Regions from separate parts of the Homo sapiens genome. Here region 2 is linked to region 1. Evidence: chromatin contacts called from ENCODE Hi-C or POLR2A ChIA-PET data. All regions are on one chromosome and are shown on one strand. Each heading gives the region's core, a stretch centred on a gene start or an enhancer-like site at or near the end of the contact. The rest is flanking DNA. Distances are from core to core; before and after follow the strand shown. Region 1 has its middle 25 kb from the start of SLC14A2. Region 2 overlaps SLC14A2 (solute carrier family 14 member 2).

Region 1 (3,072 bases), core at 528-3,027:
GGCTCCAAAAACTCTGCATGCTTCCCCATGTCTACCAGTGCCTGGCACTTGAAGCTTGGAAATCTAGTGGCTCTACTGATGGGTGGCAAATGGGCTAGCCTGGACCACAGCTGTGAAACTGATGAAATGTCTTTGGCTCTCCCAGGTCCCTTTTTCTGCATGTGTCTTCATTTCATGTACCCACAACTCTTAGTGTATAGTGGGGTCTCCTTTGGTGGAGAGAAGCAATCAGGTAAATAGCCTAGAGCCTTGCTACTCAAAAGTGTACTTTATGACCCAGCAGCAGCACTGGGTGCTTGTTAGAAATATTGTTATCTCGGCTGGGCGTGGTGGCTCATGCCTGTAATCCCAGCATTTTGGGAGGCCGAGGTGGGTGGATCACGAGGTCAGGAGTTCAAGACCAGCCTGGCCAAGATGGTGAAACCCTGTCTGTACTAAAAATACAAAAACATTAGCTGGGTGTGGTGGTGGGCACCTGTAATCCCAGCTATTTGGGAGGCTGAGGCAGAGAACTGCTTGAACCCGGGAGGCGGAAGTTGCAGTGAGCTGAGATCGCACCACTGCACTCCAGCCTGGGCAACAGAGCGAGACTCCATCTCAAAAAAACAAAACAAAACAAGAAATATTGTTATCTCAGACTCCTCCACAGACCTACTGAATGAGAATCTGCATTTGAACAGGACTGCTGGGGGTATGTGTATGCCCATTACAGTTGGAGAAGCATTGGCTTAGATTATTAGTAACAAGCTATTACCACCCTCAGGGATATTTGCATATCAGAAGAGTAAGGAGAGGGTAGGAAAACTTTAAATAAAAAAATACACCTCCAATGGGGGTGAGAAGAGGGAGAGTTAAGACCTCAGTGACTGACATGTGGTATTTAGGTCTGTGTGTTGGGGTGGGATTGGGAGTGGGGAGGGTGGTGGCAATTTGAGAGTTCAGACTCTGCAGCACCCATGCTGAGGTTCACATACTGGCTCAGTCACTCATGTTGGTTATGTGATCTTAGTCTGTTGTGAGACATTGGGCGACTTGCCTCAATTTTGTCATCTGCAAGATGGGGATAATATCATTACGTTGCAGGGTTGTTAGGATGAAGTGATTTAATCCATGTCTAGAGCAGTGCCTTAGAACAGTGCCTTAGCACACTGTAAGCACTCAATCAATGTCAGCTTTTACTCTGATAATTTTCTAGGCATGAAGCTGTCCCTGGCAGCTGGGTCAGAGATGCTGCCAACTGCAGGGTGTGACATTCCTACTTCAGGGCCTTTGCATGAATGGCAGGTGGGTCCTGATGTTCCTGTCTGCCCTTACATTCCAGGGGTCTGGACTTTAGACCCCTAGGGTGCCAAGACCTGGGAAAGGAGAGCCCCGCTTGGCTTTCTGCAAGACAAACTCTGTACACACACGTGAGCTCCTGCAATTGCCCATGTCCTGTGGCGGTTTCCAGAAAACAAAACCAATTCACCTCCAGAGACTCCTCACCCTGTTCTGTTTGAAAATAAACATGCAATAGTTTTACGATGTGAATTATAGTCCAGTGGGAAATGAACTAAGACTGTCCAACTTCTTTAGGATGGACCATTTCATAGCTGGGGGGAGTATGGGCCTGTGAGTTTATGCAAAAAACAATGTTGTCAGCAGCTCTGATCTGAGGCAAGGAGAGCCAGCACCCGCAGTGAAGCTCTCTATCTCATTTATCCAGGGAAGGGACATGCTTTGATGGAAAGAGCCAAACTGGGATTCAGGAACTCTGGGTTTTCAAACTGTTGGACCCTGGGCAAGTTACTCCCTCTTTCTCTCTCTGCCTTTGGCCTCTCAGCTAGAAGACAAGGTGGGGCAGAACCTAAATGTCTGCCAAAGAATTGCTGGAGTCTCATGCGCTCTGAAGCAAATCATCCCAGCAGCTAAAGTGGTCAAAATGAGATATTCACCCACTTGGGAGAGGAATGATGGCGACCACCTCATTTTCTGAGAAGAGCCAAACCTCAAGAAAGCCCAGTTCTGCTGGGGTCCTAAGGAGCTCTCACGCTCAGACACAGAAATTTGCAAGCTCCTCAGAATTCCTTACCTTTCTTTGCATTCTTTCTTCAATAGCGCCTCCCTCCTCCCCTCCCTGCCCCAGCCTTGCCACTTCCCTCTTCTTCAGCAAGTTAACCAAATTCTCTCTTCATGGACAGTTCAATGGAAAGTTAGTCTGAAACGACAGTATATCATATTTCATGAATTTAATAGGGTTTTCATGATTTTACAAAGTGCCTCCACCAGACACTCGCAGCTGGAGGCGGCTCAGCGGGAGGCTGAAGCCCTGCATCTGGGTTTTTCAACTCTTGCCAAAATCCATTGAATTTGATCCGGAATGACTATGAATCTTTGGAATGTACAGTCCCTTTTCTCTTGCCTTATCCAAATAAAAAAAGGGGAGTGGGGAGGGTGGTGCGGGGAAATGTCCTATGAGAATTCCATATGGAAACACTAAACGTGCATTATAAAGGATTTCCTATAAACAAAATCACAGTCAGAGATGTTGGCCCCTCACCATGTTGAAAACAAAGGGCCCTTGTGTGTGTGTTTGTGTGCACTTTAAGACATACACGTATATTCATTTGGGGTACCTTGCAGCCCCCCTTTCTCTCTCCAGCTTTTTTTCCTTTCCAGCTCCCCACCCCCAAAACTAGCCCCCAACTCTTAACAAGAACAAACTTTAATCGTTCTGTGCAGTAAATCCCCTACAAATAAATATCCAGGGCAACTTCAAACAGGCTTAATTGGAAGCACATGGGAAGAACTCCACAGTCCTGGCCGAGGCCGCCGAGTTGTAATTTAATGTTATGATCTGCCATAAATATGTGCCATAATGAGTGGAGTTTGGGTTTCCCTTCTGTGTATCAGAAAACTGCAGGTTTGAGTTTTTTCACATTTTTTCTCCTTTGCTCTCTTTGTTCAGTCATCAAACTTCACATTTAACACCCCCCCCCACCCACCAACCCCAAACAAAAAAAGACAACCACAATCTAAACAGACCTTCCTCTCCCTTTCACCTCTCCCTGTAACTCCCTTGCTTCAAACTGT
Region 2 (2,868 bases), core at 144-2,643, 49 kb before region 1:
CACCTCCTGGGTTCAAGTGATTCTCCTGCCTCAGCTCCCCAAGTAGCTGGGATTATGGGTGCCCACCACCACACCCAGCTAATTTTTGTACTTTTTTTTCTTTAGTAGAGATGGGTTTTCACCCTGAGTTCAGGTCATCTATGTGCCTCGGCCTCCCAAAGTGCTGGGATTACAGGCATAAGTCACCGTGCCTGTCTCCCTGAAAGTATTTAAAACTGCAGGGAAGAGAATGTCTGGAAGATTTGCTGTATGTAGGGGAAAAGTGACCTTGAGTGAATTATCCTGAGGACCTGAAGAGAGGGAGCTCTGTCCTACCTGCTAGCAGCCCCACGATTGAGCCAATGGCTGCATGCAAGCAGATGAGTGGCGAGGAGATGAACAGAGCCACCAGGAACACGCCGCCTGTCCAGGGATTGTCACAGCCATACACCTGGCCGACCCCAACAGGGATGGCTTGTAACAGCTGCAAAGTTAACAGAATACAGGTCACTGGAGCATGGACAATAATGCAAAAACCAGACTCAGGGCCAGATTTGAGCCATTCCTCGGGGGAGTAATGGAGTGGAACGGGAGGATGACTGTACCCTCCAGCATGTGAGAGAACATGGGAGGCATGAGCTGGAACAAACAGCTCCTCACTCTACCACCCAGCAGGCATGTGAGCATCCCTCATGCAAAGCCAGGGCCCCCAACATGGGCTGGGCATGGATGCTTCTGAGGAACATACGGCTTCTGCTTTGAGGGGACCAGAATGCACCTCCTCCCTAGAATGCCGCTGGGAGTTTCAGGGCTCTCGGGGATTTCCTCTAGACCTTCTGAAATCCATACAAATATTCTAGGAATATTGAAAATACAGTAGGCCATTTTGATGTATGATTTGACTAAAAGTCACCCAGCCTGTTGTTGGTCAAGTGCAGGCTAGAGGCTCTGAGCTTGACCCCTAGCTCAGGTCTGAGGTCTTTGTCACCCTTGCTGTCTCTTTGTCAAGCCACTGCTGACACGTCCTCTTTGGCGGCCCCTGCCCATTCACTGCTACCCTGGGGGGTTGTGAGCCTTTGGAAAGGAGCAGTAGGCATGCCCCCTGCTCTCGAAGACCGCATAGCATTGTAGAAAGGTAGTATGTGGCACATCTGGAGAATGGCCTGAAGCCCAGACATCCCTGAGCCTGAGAGTAACTTGGTGCTGGAATTGGGGAGAATTTGTTTGGCAGTGCTGACAGATGGCTTTTCTGTGGCCAGGCTGAATTGTCGATATTTTTGGAGTCCTTTGAGGGCAGAAAAAGAAAGGAGGGAGAATGGCAGGGCAGGCAGAGCACTGGCCTGGGAGTAGAGGGCTCTAGCTTCCATCAGGGCTCTGCACAGTTCACTGTGTGACTGTGAGCATGTCACATCCTCGTCTGTAACAAGAGGCTGGCTTGGCAGATGATCTTCCAGCTTTAAGACTCTGTAGTTCTTTTCACCATTGCCAGGTCACATGACCTCTGTGAGGACAGGGCCCTTTATGCCCAGGTACACCATAGGTGCTTAACAAATAGGAATTGATTAGGTCAGTGGTTCCCAAACTTTGCTGTACAGTGGAATCCCCTGGGAATCTTTAAACAAATACTGATGCCCAGCTCTTCCCTAGACATTCTGATTTAATTGATATGGGGCATGGCAGGTCCTCAGGTGAGTCTAGTGTGCGATGGGAGATTAGTTATAGATGATCTACTGTAGACGTTGCTGTAGATGTTGGGAATAATTTAGTTTCTCCCTTTGGACCAAATTTTGTACTTTTTGACAATTTGATTTAATTCTGGAATAAGTATGATTTCTTCAGGGAGTAGTATTTGAAGAGCCTAGAGGGCTCTTAAACTTTGCTCACTCTTGTCTCTGAATGAATGGTCTTTTAATAACCAAATGCTGTTTGGACCAGAGTTTATAATCTTGCGAAAGGAATGGCAAGGGAGGGGTACTCAATCATATTTATTTATAGAAACCCAGAAAACACTTTGTACCAGACCAGGGAACTCAGCTTAAATGTTGGGAACAGGCTGGAAGTCTATTTAATAAATATCCCATGATTGCCAACATCTGAGGAATGCGGGATGCTGAGGGGAGTTCACGTCCACCTTTCCATCCGGGAACGCAGATTTTAAGCCCAAGCGGTCAAGAATGAGAGGAATGAGGGAATGAGTGGCCTTGGAATGGAGCCTGGGTTTAGAATGAAGCTTCCTCCGCTGGGATCTATATTTCAGCCTGGTGAGCTGTGCCCCAGGGCGGCCTTCCCTCCCAGCACGCTGCTCCCAGGCCGCAGCTGACACCCTGGTGTGAAGGGCAGTCAGGTGTGCCATGGAAATTTACTAAGCACCAGGCCTTCTTCACACTCCTCATAATTCTTATATAGCAACAATAAGCTGATTAAACAAAAAGGAAAAGGAAGGCCTTTCTCTGTTGTTTCAAAGAGAAAGAGGGAAGTGGCCTGGGAGCAGCGTGCTGGGGACCTCTCTAGTCTTGACAATAAAAATGTCTCCAGACATTGCCTAATGTCTCCAAGGGGCAAAATTATCCCTGCCTGAGAACCACTAAGAGAGAGAGTATATAAAAATTAACCCTCTGTCTTCTATGCTAATGCCTTTAAAATCCCAATTTTAAATGTTTATTTTAGTATCTTGCCCCTTTATCTGACTATACATTTTATCTAATATCTTTCACTCAACCACCACAGTTCTGTACTGTCAACGCTTATCTGTTCACTTGCATGTTATCTGTTTCCCCGTATAGAATGTAGGCTTCCTAAGAGCAGGATGTCATTGTCTTGTATTATCAGTATCTGAAAAAGTGTCCAGGCCATGTTACATGCTCAATAAGTACTGTTGAAAGGATCTAT

What was found. Hi-C counts contacts between places; a loop is a spot of excess contacts on that map. ChIA-PET counts read pairs that join two places held with the same protein, here RNA polymerase II (POLR2A).
Region 2: a map of prostate gland shows a loop between it and region 1 (3-fold over the local background). The contact joins two enhancer-like sites. A Hi-C loop is called at or near these places in 1 of 168 maps with a recorded cell type or tissue (prostate gland). POLR2A ChIA-PET finds 5 or more read pairs at or near these places in 2 of 52 experiments (WTC11 and activated naive CD4-positive, alpha-beta T cell).

The regions. Positions count from the first base shown.
Region 1 is chr18:45,588,881-45,591,952 of GRCh38, reverse strand. It overlaps a transcript of SLC14A2 not described here. Among named protein-coding and RNA genes, the nearest start is that of SLC14A2, 25 kb to the left of the region's middle. RefSeq lists an enhancer at 1,189-3,072. Within about 2 kb of position 1,777, at least 8 of the 41 ENCODE cell types and tissues checked have a DNase peak (open chromatin) inside an H3K27ac peak, as active enhancers do.
Region 2 is chr18:45,637,341-45,640,208 of GRCh38, reverse strand. SLC14A2 (solute carrier family 14 member 2) reads right to left here. Exons shown (of 20, transcript NM_007163.4): 7 at 316-463. The region is part of intron 7 of LOC105372093 (a long non-coding RNA gene); the gene reads left to right. Among named protein-coding and RNA genes, the nearest start is that of SLC14A2, 23 kb to the right of the region's middle. Within about 2 kb of position 1,393, at least 5 of the 41 ENCODE cell types and tissues checked have a DNase peak (open chromatin) inside an H3K27ac peak, as active enhancers do.